Linked DNA regions of Homo sapiens: all the other regions are linked to region 1. The links are chromatin contacts, found by Hi-C or POLR2A ChIA-PET in ENCODE. All regions are on one chromosome and are shown on one strand. Each heading gives the region's core, a stretch centred on a gene start or an enhancer-like site at or near the end of the contact. The rest is flanking DNA. Distances are from core to core; before and after follow the strand shown. Region 1 holds the start of ERCC1 (ERCC excision repair 1, endonuclease non-catalytic subunit). Region 2 overlaps EML2 (EMAP like 2). Region 3 holds the start of MARK4 (microtubule affinity regulating kinase 4).

Evidence for each region. Hi-C counts contacts between places; a loop is a spot of excess contacts on that map. ChIA-PET counts read pairs that join two places held with the same protein, here RNA polymerase II (POLR2A). Pooled maps may share reads with other maps.
Region 2: a loop to region 1 is called in a pooled map, with 4 times the contacts of the local background. The contact joins the enhancer-like site here to the promoter of ERCC1 in region 1. A Hi-C loop is called at or near these places in 4 of 50 pooled maps. POLR2A ChIA-PET finds 5 or more read pairs at or near these places in 4 of 52 experiments (A673, Panc1, WTC11 and 1 more).
Region 3: a loop to region 1 is called in a pooled map, with 4 times the contacts of the local background. The contact joins the promoter of MARK4 here to the promoter of ERCC1 in region 1. A Hi-C loop is called at or near these places in 2 of 50 pooled maps. POLR2A ChIA-PET finds 5 or more read pairs at or near these places in 3 of 52 experiments (A673, WTC11 and activated CD4-positive, alpha-beta T cell).

What each region holds. Positions count from the first base shown.
Region 1 is chr19:45,421,787-45,426,375 of GRCh38, reverse strand. It overlaps ERCC1 (ERCC excision repair 1, endonuclease non-catalytic subunit), which reads left to right and starts at 2,459. Exons shown (of 10, transcript NM_001983.4): 1 at 2,459-2,595; 2 at 2,995-3,106. The coding sequence starts at 3,002. RefSeq lists enhancers at 1,731-2,025, 2,274-2,323, 2,384-2,473.
Region 2 is chr19:45,613,799-45,618,387 of GRCh38, reverse strand. It overlaps EML2 (EMAP like 2), which reads left to right. Exons shown (of 19, transcript NM_012155.4): 13 at 691-758; 14 at 1,535-1,623; 15 at 1,830-1,927; 16 at 2,499-2,586; 17 at 3,688-3,783. Among named protein-coding and RNA genes, the nearest start is that of GPR4, 14 kb to the right of the region's middle. RefSeq lists enhancers at 603-1,440, 1,441-2,279 and a silencer at 2,093-2,342. Within about 2 kb of position 2,272, at least 10 of the 41 ENCODE cell types and tissues checked have a DNase peak (open chromatin) inside an H3K27ac peak, as active enhancers do.
Region 3 is chr19:45,249,126-45,253,714 of GRCh38, reverse strand. MARK4 (microtubule affinity regulating kinase 4) reads right to left here and starts at 2,444. Exons shown (of 17, transcript NM_001199867.2): 1 at 2,076-2,444. The coding sequence starts at 2,126. RefSeq lists an enhancer at 980-1,536 and silencers at 2,010-2,159, 2,390-2,769.

The sequences.
Region 1 (4,589 bases), core at 1,210-3,709:
ACAGAGTCTGGCTCTGTCACCCAGGCTGGAGTCCAGTGGCACAATCTCGGCTCACTGCAGCCTCCGCCTCCCAGGTTCAAGCGATTCTTCTGCCTCAGCCTCCTGAGTAGCTGGGACTACAGGTGTGCGCTACCACGCCCAACTAATTTTAGTATTTTTAGTAAAGACGGGGTTTCACCATATTGGCCAGGCTGGTCTTGAACTCCTGACCTCGTGATCCGCCTGTCTCGGCCTCCCAAAGTGCTGGGATTACAGGTGTGAGCCACTGCACCGGGACTCTAATTTTGTATTTTTAATAGAGATAGGATTTCTCCATGTTGGTCAGGCTGGTCTCGAACTCCTGACCTCAGGTGATCCACCCGCCTAGGCCTCCCAAAGTGCTAGGATTACAGACATTAGCCACCATGCCCAGAAAAAAAAAATTAAGTAAAATGGGAAAATGTAGACACAGATAGACACCCATAGATGAAAGACTGATGTGAACAAAGAAACAGAGGGATGTCATGTACATGCAGGCAAGAATAAATAAAAAGATCAATGAACATAACAGAAATGTCAGAAATAGACGTGTGTGTATGGGAATTTGGTATGTGATAAAGGTAGAATTTCAGAACAGTGGAGAAAAGATCTACCTTTGGTCAACTTGAGACAATTGGTTACATCACTCATAAACAACGACCTCGGTGCACTTTCAAAAATAAATCTTGGCCAGGCACCGTGGCTCATGCTTGTAATCCCAGCACTTTGGGAGGCTGAGGTGGGCAGATCACTTGAGGTCAAGAGTTCGAGACCAGCAGGGCCAACATGGTGAAACTCCGTCTCTACTAAAAATACAAAAGTTAGCCTGTAATCCCAGCTACTTGGGAGGCTGAGGCAGGAGAACTGCTTGAATGTGGGTGGCGGAGGTTGCAGTGAGCCTAGATTGCTCCATTGCACTCCAGCCTAGGCAACAAGAGCAAAACTCCATCTCAAAAAATAATAAATAAATAAATAAATCTTACATAGATTAAAGCCAGATGACCTGCTCATTCTAGGTCATTACTGTTTGGGACCGTGTCTGTGTCCCTCACTGAACTGTAAGCTCTGGGAGGACAACACGGGGCTTTTATCTTTTACGTAGATAAAAGAAATGATAGAATATATCATTATAGCCGTGCACTGTAATCCCAGCACTTTGGGAGGTCACAAAGTGACCTCAGGATCAGCTGAGGTCAGGAGTTTGAGACCAGCCTGGCCAACATGGTGAAACCCCGTCTCTACTAAAAATACAAAAAAAAAAAAAAAAAAAAAAAATTAGCCGGGCATGGTGGCACATGCCTGTAATCCCAGCTACTAAGGAGGCAGGAGAATCGCTTGAACCCGGGAGGGGGAGGTGCAGTGAACTGAGATCGCGCCATTGCACTCCAGCCTGGGTAATAAGAGCGAAACTCCGTCTCGAAAAAAAAAAAAAAAAGAAAAAAAAGAATTTATCATTATGACCCTGGGTTATGGCAGGGCTCTTAACACACCAAAAGCAAAAGTCAGAACGGAACAGATTGATAAATAGTTGCGCATAAACACAAATAACTTCTGTGCCAAAAATAACTAAAGTTAAAGCCCAAAGTAGAAACTAGGAGGAAATGTTTGCAATATGGGTAACTAAGGATTAGAATCAGAATCCATAAAGTACCCCTAGAAATTAATAGTAATAAAAAAGCCATACAACCCATTTTAAAAATGGACAAGGAATATGAGCAAGCAATTCACAGAAGACAAAATTTACAAGACCAATACTTTCACAAAAAACATTCCATTTCCTTAGTAATCAGAGAGCTGCAAGTTAGAACAGTGTGATACTATCCTTTCAGGAAGTGACTAATACTAACTCATCAGCCAGGCCCCTGCTCAGATGTCCCTTCCTCCAGGAAGCCCTTCCGGACTCCGGGGCTGAGTCAGGCGCTCCCCCTGACCCCCATCCCACGGCTCTCCCGGGATCTCCCATCCCAGACCTGCCCATTCTGGGTCAGCACTGGGAACGTGTCTGTGTCCCTTACTGAACCGTAAGCTCCGGGAGGACAACACGGGGCTGTCGTTGGTCACTGCTGTGTCACCAGCACGGACTCGCACAGGACCGGGAAGAGAGGAAGCGCGTGGGGGGAATAGGTGTGGAATAAATGAATGAATGAGGAAACTGAAGCCAAGTCAATGTCTGAGTTGGATTCAAACTTAAGTCTCTCCTTACTGAGAGGAGGGACCAAGTTGGATCTCCTGCGATCTGTTCTCCACTGAGCCCTGCCAGGATTCTGGGCACACAGAAGCGCTCAGTAAGGGCTTTGAAACTTAACAGTTTGGGAGCCAGATCCTCAGGCCACATCTCTCTCCTCCCACGACCTCCGCGGTCCTCCAGAACCATAGAGAGTTGTACAGAGATCGCCCTGCTCTATGCTCTACTCTCCTGGGGAGCGGGGCCAGAGAGGCCGGAAGTGCTGCGAGCCCTGGGCCACGCTGGCCGTGCTGGCAGTGGGCCGCCTCGATCCCTCTGCAGTCTTTCCCTTGAGGCTCCAAGACCAGCAGGTGAGGCCTCGCGGCGCTGAAACCGTGAGGCCCGGACCACAGGTGCGGGAGGCGGAGACTGCGGGTGGAGATTGGCGCCGCGGAAGCCAATCATTGCCGAGTCTGAGAGATGGACAAGGCCAGGCGTGGGGAGGGCGTCCAGATGCTAGCCTCGGGGGCCGGACGAACGGAAGGCGGGGGATGGTGGGGACGGAGCCAATAGAATCCGGTGGGGGCGAGGGGCGGAGCGATGGGACTTGTGGACCTGTAAGGGGCGGGGCGAGCCGAAGGTGGAGGTCAAAGGGGCGTGGCGTTACAGAGCCTCTAGCGCTGGGTGTTGGGGACCTGACGCTATGGAGCTCTCGGAGTTTTGTGGGGGACGGCTGTGAGTGGGGGGTTCCTGCTGCGGGATGAGAACGTAGACGCCAGTGGCTCACTCGCTCCTGGCACCTTCCCTTTCAGGCTCCAGATGGACCCTGGGAAGGACAAAGAGGGGGTGCCCCAGCCCTCAGGGCCGCCAGCAAGGAAGAAATTTGTGATACCCCTCGACGAGGATGAGGTCCCTCCTGGAGTGGTAGGACAAGGAGATGCGGGGCCCCTGGGAGGCTGGGGGCTGTTAGGACGAAGAGGATAGGATGGGGCCTGTGGGACCAGGGTGTGGGTTAGTGGATTTGGGGGCCACGGACGACTTGGGGAAACAGTCCTTGGTCCTCCCCAGGTCCCAGTTTCCCCATCTGTGAAATGGATGGGTGGTTCTAAGAGAGGGCTAAGGCAGAGGCCAGACACTGGCATTCAGCAGGTAGCCCCTGATGTGTTTTACGAGGCCAGCACCCTGATTTTTCAAGACATGAATTTATTGCTCGTGTTTAAGAATCGCCAGGTTTTGCAATCTTAAAAAAATCTACACTTTAGACATATTTTGGTAAATGGAAGGACCTGGCAATATTGAAATCTCCTTCCCAAGGGAAAACAATCGACGGGTGATGAGCATTGGCTATGAAGAAAAGGAAAGTGGGCTAAGGATGTAGGGCATGATGGGGGAGAGGACCTTCCTACTCTATTTATTTATTTATTTATTTATTTTTTTGAGACAGAGTCTCGCTCTTTTGCCCAGGCTGGAGTGCACTGGCACCATCTCGGCTCACTGCAACCTCTGCCTCCTGGGTTCAAGCGATTCTCCTGCCTCAGCCTCCCGAGTAACTGGGATTACAGGAGCGCGCCTGGCTAATTTTTGTATTTTTAGTAGAGACGGGTTTCACCATGTTGGTCAGGCTGGTCTCGAACCTCAAGTGATCCGCCCACCTCGGCCTCCCAAAGTGCTGGGATGTACAGGCATGAGCCACCATGCCTGGCCCCTTCCTACTTTAGATAGGAAGGTCAAGGGAGGGCCTCTCTGAGGAGGTGACATCTTGGTAGAGACGTGAAAGAGGTGAGGGAGTGAGCCATGGCGACATCTGGGGTAGAGGGAACAGCCAGTGCCAAAGCCCTGAGGTCAGAGAGAGCCTGCCGTGTTCAAGGGCAGAACGAAGTCTGGTGGGGCTGGAGTAGAGAAAGCAAGGAGAAGTGGTAGAAGGTGTAGTTTCTGAGGCAAGGAGCAGGGACAGATCTAGAGCCTTGTGGGTGATGGTGACAGCTTTGGCTTTCACTCTGAGGCAGGAGCCACCCACCAGCTCTGAGCAGAGGAGGGACATGAGGACTTAGTTAGGGGACAGACTTCCAGGGGGCGAGGGTGTGGGCAAGGAGCTGGTGAGGAAGTGACTTCAGTGGTCCAAGGGTGAAACGCTGGTGGCTGGGACCAGAGTGGAGGCTGAGGAGTGGGGGAGAAGTGGCTGAATTCAGATTTTGAGCTCTCAGCCTTCTGGAAGGGACATTAGGAGGAAGGAGGATGGGCAGCCCTGAAGAGGGGAGAGGGGTCAAGTGCTGTGGCTCACACCTGTAATCCCAGGACTTTGGGAGGCCGAGGCGGGCGGATCACCTGAGGTCAGGAGTTCGAGATCAGCCTGGACAACATGTTGAAACCCTGTCTCTACTAAAAATACAAAAATTAGCCAGCGTGG
Region 2 (4,589 bases), core at 1,023-3,522, 190 kb before region 1:
GAATAAAAATTTCAGCTGGGTGTGGTGGCTGACACCTGTAATCCCAGCACTTGGGAGGCTGAGGCAGGTAGATTGTGTGAATCCAGGAGTTTGAGACCAGCCTGGGCAACATGGCAAAACCCCATCTTTACAAAAAATGAAAAAAAAAAAACAAAAATTAGCCGGGCGTGGTGGTGGGCGCCTGTAATGTCAGCTACTTGGGAGGCTGAGCCAGGAGAATCGCTTGAACCCAGGAGGCGGAGGTTGTAGTGAGCTGAGACCGTGCCACTGCACTCCAGCCTGGGCAACAGAGTGAAACTCCATCTCAAAAAAATAAATAAAAATTTAAAAAATAAAAAACAAAAATAAAGTCTTAAAATTCTAGATGCCCTTTGTCCCAGCATTCCCACATCTAGGAAATTATCTAAAGAAGTCGTCTTGGATGAATAAAGCTGTGGGAATTTAGAAGAGGAGTAAGGAGGGATCCCGGGACAGGAGTGACAGGAGGAATGGTTTCTGTTCAGGTTAACATGCTACAGAAATGTAAAGAGGAATGGCTGCCATGGTGTCTGGGGTGGGGGTGTCCCAAAGGGCAGCAGAGGGAGGGGAGAGCCCTCATGCAAAGATTAGACTTGGCCCTGAGGCAAGAGAATGTCCAGATGGACATGGGACCCCAGCTCTGAGCCCTGCCTCTTCTCTCTCCCTTCTCAGGACCCTGCCCGCTCAGCCGGCTTCCACCCCAGTGGCTCTGTCCTGGCTGTGGGTACAGTGACTGGCAGGTAAAGCTGAGGAGAGCATTTCGGGAGGCCTTCTCTGCTCCCTGGGGAACTGGCCCTTCTTCCCTCTTTCCTACTTTCCCAAATCCCACTATTTACCGAGCCCTGATCCCTCAATATTCCTCTGGCTCACTGCAGCCTCTGCCTCCCAGGTTCAAGCGATTTGCCTGCCTCAGCCTCCCGAGTAGCTGGGATTACAGGCGCCCACCACTATGCCTGGCTAATTTTTTTTTATTTTTAGTAGAGACGGGGTTTCACCATGTTGGCCAGGCTGGTCTCGAACTCCTGACCTCAAGTGATTCACCTGCCTCAGCCTCTCAAAGTGCTAGGATTACAGGCGTGAGCCACCGCCACTGTACCTGGCCTTGTTTTGTTTTGTTTTTTGGGGGGACAGAGTCTTGCTCTGTCGCCCAGACTGGAGTCCGGTGGCGCGATCTCAGCTCACTGCAACCTCTGCCTCCCGGGTTCAAGCAATTCTCGTGCCTCAGCCTCCTAAGTAGCTGGGATTACAGGCACGTGCCACCACGCCTGGCTAATTTTTGTATTTTTAGTAGAGACGGGGTTTTGCTATGTTGACCAGGCTGATTTCGAACTCTTGACCTCAAGTGATCCACCCGCCTCGGCCTCCCAGCGTGCTGGGATTATAGGCCTGAGCCACCGTGCCCAGCCCAGGTCACTTCTGGGGTCCCTCTGATCCCTCCCTTAGACCCCACAGATTGCGGCCTCTCTCTGTCAGATCAGCTCACCCCTCCTCCCCCCACCACGCCCTCTCCTTCAAGATGGCTGCTGCTGGACACGGAGACCCATGACCTGGTGGCTATCCACACAGACGGCAATGAACAGATCTCAGTGGTCAGCTTCTCCCCAGGTAAGCGGCAGGCCTGGGACACCCAAGCGGCAGGGCCAGGGGACAGAGGCTCAGAGCTCTTGGCAGGGGGAGGGGTGGAGCCTGCGAAGCGAGGCCTAGGAGGGATGCAGTGGGGATGGAGCTGGGGACTGTTGAGGGGGCTGAGTCTGGGCGAGGAGGGGATGGAGCCTGGGTGCCTCCTCATAGCCCCCCTCCCCCTCCCCCAGACGGGGCGTACCTGGCCGTGGGCTCCCACGACAACTTGGTGTACGTGTACACGGTGGACCAGGGCGGCCGCAAGGTCAGCCGCCTGGGCAAGTGCTCGGTGAGTGGGCAGTGGCCCCCAGCCCGCGCCGCCACCCCGCCCAGGGGGTGCAAAATTAACCAATTTTCTACCTCAAGGGAGCGCAGCTTCAACACTCAACTGATTCTGCCCTGATCAGAGCAAGGAGTCTTGGCCACGTCCACACATTCACCACCTCGTGTGTTCTAAGCCCGCCCCTTTGTGTAGCCCCGCCCCCACGTGCTAAGCCCATCTGTGTAGCCCCGCCCCTCACGTTCCGAGACCGCCCCTCACGTTCCGAGACCGCCCCTCTGTGTAGCCCCGCCCCTCAACATTCAAAGCCAGCTCCTCCGTGTCTAGCCCTGCCCACCTGTTCTAAACTCCCATTGTGTTCTAAGTGCTTTTTGTCTAGCCCTGCCCATCACAGTCTGGCCCCGCCCACAGTATTCTGGCCCTGCCCCCATACTCCAAAGGCCTGTGTATCCTTCCTTTAGTCCCCTTGTGTTCTCGCCCTACCTCTGTATTTGACTTCCACTTTCCTGATTTAATCCTGTCCCCCTCTCCTTGGTTCCGCCCTCTGCAGCTCTAACACCATCCCTTCCCTCCCCCGCAGGGCCATTCCAGTTTTATCACCCACCTGGATTGGGCCCAGGACAGCAGCTGCTTTGTCACCAACTCCGGGGACTATGAGATTCTGTACTGTGAGTTCTCCGGGACCCAGAGACATTACTTCCTCCGTCTCATTTGCAGACTTCCCTGAGTTCTGGGAGGGGAGGGAGGGGCTTCAAGCCTCGCTCCCTTGGTATTCAAGGCTGGTTCTGATTTGGAATTTAGGGACCGCTGGCTTCTCATTTTCTCCCTGGTATACCCCACTTTTAGTCAACTCCTCCCCTTTCCGGTCGGATGGGTAGGATGCAGGTTTCTTTTTTTACATTTTTAAATTTTTAATTATTATTATTATTATTATTATTATTATTATTATTTTGAGACGGAGTCTTGCTCTGTCCCCCAGGCTGGAGTGCAGTGGCGCGATCTCGGCTCACTGCAAGCTCCGCCTCCCAGGTTCAAGTGATTCTTCTGCCTCAGCCTCCTGAGTAGCTGGGATTACAGGAGCACACCACCATGCCCGGCTAATATTTGTATTTGTATTTTTTTTTTTTTGAGATGGGAGTTTCCCTCTTGTCTCCTAGGCTGGAGTGCAATGGCACGATGTCGGCTCACTGCAGCCTCCGCCTCCCAGGTTCAAGCGATTCTCTTGCCTCAGGCTCCTGAGTAGCTGGGATTCCAGGTGTCCACCACCACGCCCAGCTAATTTTTAAAATATTGTTAGTAGAGACAGGGTTTCGCCATGTTGACCAGGTTGGTCTTAAACTCCTGACCTCAGGTGATCCGCCTGCCTTGGCTTCCCAAAATGCTGGGATTACAGGCATGAGCCACCACACCTGGTCTAATTTTTGTATTTTTAGTAGAGATGGGGTTTCACCATCTTGGCCAGGCTGGTCTCGAACTCCTGACCTCAGGTGATCCAGCCAGATGCTGTGGCTCATGCTGCCTCCTGGGATTACAGACGTGAGCCACCATGCCCGGCCAGATGCGGGTTTAAAAGTAGATGCTCCTGCTTACGCTGCGGGCTGTGAAGACCCCAGCATGTGATGCCTTCTCAGCCAGTCCTGACAGGTAGAATGAGCCCTGGGACCTTAGCCTCCTCTGTCTTGGACCTCAGCTCCGATTGTCTAAGAAAGGGATGGGTTTACTGGGTAGTTCTTCCAACTCTGAATGTCTCCTCCCATTTTCTGCCCCAGGGGACCCGGCTACCTGTAAGCAGATCACCAGTGCGGATGCTGTGAGGAACATGGAATGGGCCACAGCTACTTGTGTCCTAGGGTTTGGGGTGTTTGGTGAGTTCTGGAATGAGAGAGGTCTCACTGAGGACAGTAGTTCTGAGAGACATCCCCGCTGGTGGTTTCCAGAGTCTTACTGCTTACCTCCAGTGTGGGAAGCTCACTGCTTTACTGCATGTGGGCTGTATTTGTGTAAGAGGAAAGGGTAGGGTGAGATGACTCATTAGAGCTGTAATAAAATGAAACCAAATGGGCGTGGTAACTGGCCAGGAGAGATCCACACTGCCGGTGCCCTAGCCACCCATTCATTCAGGCACGAATGAAGCAAACACATATTCCCTGAGCAGTTCTGTGCCTGCCGTGGGCTTGGCAGTGACCATGACTGACGGCCCTGCTCTCCTGTGGCTCTCAGTCCAGTGGGGGAGGCAGACTTGTCCCCAGACAGTGATGACCCAGAGTGAGCAGGTCTGAGACAGGGAAACCCAGGGTGGGGCATCTGGCCTACTCTTGGAGGGAATCAGGGAGGGCTTCCTGGAGGAAGAGACATCTGAGCTAGGACCTGGAGGATGAGGAGTTACTTTCCAGGGCAGTGAAGAAGGAAAGCAGTCTCTTGGCAAAGGGAATAGTACATACAAAAGCCCACGCGTGACACAGAACTTGGCATTTGGAGAAATGCAGGGAGGCAGGGTGGCCAAATCATTACAGAGTTTAACAGGAGCACTGATGAGGGATGAGGCTGGAGCAGTGCATGGGGCCTGCTGAGCCTTAGAACCACAGGCTTTCTTCTAAGATCACCAGGGAGCCATGGAAGGGTTTTAAGCAGAGCAGGGGCAGGCTCGGATTCACATTTTAAGGTAATTCTG
Region 3 (4,589 bases), core at 1,195-3,694, 170 kb after region 1:
CAAACATCCCTAACAGTGGGGGGCCATCATCAACCCGATTTAGAGATAAGGAAACTGAGGCTGCAAGCTGGGAGTGAATCTGCAGGCTCACTCAACAACCAATAACAGCCCTGAGCTGAGAATCCACGGGCTGTCTGACTCATACCCACAGCCACAATAGCAGCTGGCATTTGTGGAGTGCTTCCTAGGTGCCAGCCTTCGCCTGAATCGAGTAAGCCTTGGAGGCACTCAAGCGGTCACCCCTATTTTCCAGGGCAGGAAACTGAGGCTCAGAAAGGGAGAACTGGTTGTCTGAGGACACAAGGCAAACCAGCTGGCCATGTCAGCATTGGAACCCAGGACTGTGGAGCCCCTGGCACCTCACTGTAGATTGTAGTGACCAAGGAACAGAGGTGGTAGGCATTTCATTAGACTCCAAATTGGAGTTCTGGCCCATAGTGATGATGCGGGGTGGTCTCTGTGAGGGAGGGATCTGCAAGATGAGGAAGGGACAGATATAAATCTCTCTGATGGTGTGTGTGTGTGGGGGGGTCTGTCGGAGGTGAGGGAAACAGGGGGAAGGGGAACAGGGACCTGGCAGAAGGATTTGGAGAAAGCCACAAAGATCCCAGGTGGGGAGAAGTCTAGGATTGGGTGGTGGGCAGGTCTTTGGAAGTGATCAGTGATCAGAGACACAGGAGATGGGGAGGGGCCTCTCTGGGAAGCAGTGTAGGGGCAGGGGGCGCCTGGGAATGGTGGAAAGTGACAAAGCCATGGGGGCAGTGGAAGTCAGAGGCCAGGAATCCCTGGGTCTTGGGGAAGCTCCTAGGAATCAGAGAAGGGGGCTTCTAGGAGAAGTCCTTGAAACCAGAGAAGGGTCTGGGGGGCCTGGAAGTATGGGGTAGGAACTTCTTGGGCAAGGAGCAGCCCAGATGAATAAAGGCTGAGCCCTGGGGAAGGTCAAGGGGTCTAGAAATTTGGGGAGAAAGCTTCCAGCAGATTGACCCAAGGGAAAAGGGCTTGAAACCAGGGCAAGACGAGAGGCTTCAGGTCCAGGAGTTTTCTGGAAGAAGGATCTGGGGCCAGGCCCTGTAGCTGAGGAAGGCCTCTGAAGCTGAGGAGGGGGCTTCCTTGGAAGGCCAGACTCCCAGCAAGGAAGGGGGAGGCCCTGGGGCAGGAGAAAGGACGGTGGTTTGTGGGGAAGGGGTCTGAGTTTGGCCTAGCAGGGGGTCCAGAGGTTGGGGGTTGGGGAAGGGGCTGCCTGAAGCTGAGAAGTTGATAGAGGGCGGATGAGGCCTGGAGTCAGACTGGTCCAGGGCCTAGAAATACCAGCCTGGGTGAGGTGAGGGCCTAGAAGTTGGAGGCCAAGGCTTCCTGGGAGAGGAAGAGACCAGAAAGGGTCCAGGTGGCATCTGGGGGCCCCGGGGTGCTGGGATCTAGGGACAGGGCTGCTTGGAAGATGGGGACCAGGCCTGGGACGGGAGAGACCTTGAAGAAGCCAGAAAAGGGCCGGGGCCCAGGAGAGGTGGAAACCAGCTTCCTGCCAGGGGCTGCCCACAGGCGCCCTGGGTGCGTCCTGGAGGGGCAGAGGGCTGGGAATAAGAGGAGGGGGGCTCCTGGGGAGCCGGCACCCAGCCCCAGACAGGGAAGGCCGGAGCCAGAGGCAGGACTGGGCCAGGCCCTGCTGAGAGTGCCAGGGCCGGGCCTTGGGGGGTCAGGGGCCCTGCAAATCCGGGAGGGGGCGAGGTGTCGGACGCGGACGGCCTGGAGGGGAAACGGCTTAGCACAGGCAAGAGAAGGGAGGGGCTCCTGGAAGCAGGGGAAGGGGCTTCCTGGAGGGAACAGACCCGAGCGGAAGCGGTCTGCACGGGGACAAGAGAGGGGTCCCGAGAGAGGGGCGCCCCCAGGGGTCGGGCTGGGCTGGAAAAGGTGGGGAGGGTGGAGAGGCCTGGAAGTCCGGGAGGGGTCGAGAGGTGACGAGCCGGGTCGGGCCCAGGAAACGAGGGTAGGGGCTCGCGGGGCGAGGGGTACAACGGGGAGAAGGGTTTGGCGGCTGGACCCAGCCAGGGCTCCCCAAGGGGCCGGGCCCCACTCACCGTGTCCGAGTTCCGATCGTTGCCCGGGGCCAGCACCGTCCGCGAAGACATCTTCTCCGGGTCCCGGGGGGCAGGGGCGGCCGGGTGGGGGGGGCGGGGGTCCCAGGGTCCCCTCTCTTCCCCTCCCCCCCCGCCGGCCTGGGGACGCGAGCTCAAAAGCTGGGCGCCGAGAACGCCCGGGTCCGCGCGGCGGGAGAGGGGGCAGGGCGGGGGAGGGGAAGGGACGCCGAGGGTCCTAGTGGCCCCGTGCAGCGGGGACCCCGGGCGCCATGGGGGCGGCGGGCAGGCGGGCGGGCGGGGGCCGCGGAGGGGGCGCGGAGCCGGCCCAAGCGGCGGCGGAGGGAGGCGGTGGAGGGGCTGGGGAGGGAGGAAGGGACGTCAGGGGGAGGGGCGGGCAGGGCGGGGCGCCGGGACCCCGCCCCCCGCCGCCGGCCCTTAAAGGCGCAGGCCCGGGCTGGTCGGGGCGCCGGGGGCTCCGGGGGCTCCGGGGGCGGAGGCGGGTCTGGGCACGCCGGCGGGGAGCGTGTTCTCGCCCGAGACGAGAGGCGCACTGGAGAGGAGAGAAGGGGAGAGAGAGGCCGGGGCAGAGCGCCAGAGACGCAGAGAGAGAGATCGAGAGACGTAGAGATAGAGAGACACGAAGAGAGAGAGACGAGTTACAAAAGGGTGGAGAGGCGCAAGGAGATGAAGGAAGAGCCAGATGACAGAGAGAGAGAGACGCAGGGAGACAGAGACAGAGAGACCCAGAGACGCAGAGGGACAAAGACTGAGAGAGACCCCACACACACACAGGGAGAGACAAAGAGATACAGAGACGCAGAGATCTGTGAAGAGATAGAGATAAAGGGACTGAGCCAGAGAAGACCCCAGAGGCGCTGCCCACATTGTCCCTCCCCCTGGCCCATTCTCTCCCCAGTTGGCGGGGGGGAGCGGGGGAAGCTCTCCCCTCGGAGGCCTAAGGGTGGGGTGGGTGAAGGGGATGGTGTGCGGGGCTTGGCCACTGCTGAGGGCTCAGTGACCTCCCTAGTCAGGCTGCCTCCACTCAGCCACATAGATCCAGACCCGCAGGTTGGGGCTGCAGCATCCACTCCTTTGCACCCCAGCTGGGGTGTGGGGACCCTCTCTGTCCACCTGTATGACCCGGGGCAAGCACTTGCCCTTTCTGGGCTTCACTTTCCCAGTTTGTAAAGTGAAAGGAAGAATCCGTGTGTTGCTCACTGGCAGGTGCGAAGGAACCCTGTGCAGGTATTCGCCTGCAGGGCACAGCCACTCCCCATGCGGGCAGGCTGAGACCAGAGAGGACAAGAGCCTCTCGGAGGCCACACAGCGCTGTGGGGACCATCCATGCTCTGTGGACCAGGGTGGGATGAAAGAAAGACAGGCATTACATAGTCTTGGCCTGGGAGTCACATGGTTTTGGGAAGGGGTCTGTGCCCTGCCTTCTTCTATCTGAGGCTTATTTTCCTGAGCCTCAGTTTCCCCTTCTAAAACAGCAGTGTGCTGGATCTGGCTGGAGCGAGCTGATTGTTATGTCTCAGGAATTTTGGAACTGGTTGTTAAACACAGCCATTATTAAAAATTAAATTATGCAAACATACAATTAAATTACATTAAAGGTACAAGTAATACATACTCATCACGTCCTAGTTATCTTACTACATTTGCCATTATCTGTGATCTTGAGGTTACCTACGTCTATTGTAGCTGCACAGTAAAATTACTATATAATGGGGGGCAAAAATGCCATGTGATATCACCTTGGTAGCTTGAAATTAGCCATGGTGGGAATATTTACACCATGGAAATTGGCAAATGCTACAAATTAAGGCTCCACACCCCCACCTGCAGAGAGCTGGGGGTGTTTTGTTTTGCTTTGCTTTGTTTTGTTTTTGAGACAGGGTCTCACTGCATTACCCAGGCTAGAGTGCAGTGGCACGATTATGGCTCACCGCAGCCTGGACATCCCCGGCTCAAGCAATCCTCCCAGCTCAGCCCCACCAAGTCACTGGGACTACAGGTGTGCACCACCACGCCCAGCTAATTTTTTGTAGCCATATTGCCCAGGCTGATCTCCAACTCTCAGGCTCAGGCGATCCTCCCACTTCGGCCTCCTAAAGTGCTGGGACTACCCTGCACTCAGCCAAAAGCTGGTTGTGAAAGCACAGCACTGCTTGATACTATGAGCAACACAGACTCATGGCAGTTGCCCTTGTGCCAGGCTCTGAGCAGTTTCTCCTTTCTGCCACCCCAAGAGGTAGGGAGCATCTTTATCAATCCCATTTGCAGATGAGGAAACAGAGGCCCAAGGAAGGGAGAAACGTCACACGCTGAAGGTCACACGGCAAATTAGTGGCAGGGCTACAATTTGAATCCAAGTGCTCCCAAGTTCCAGAACTTGGACCCTCTCTCAACCACTGTGGTTTCCTGTCTCCGAAAAATAATAGCAGCAACCTCAGGCTGCTACTATTTTTATTTGTCAATTTGTTTATATTTATTTGTTATTTTAATGTTACT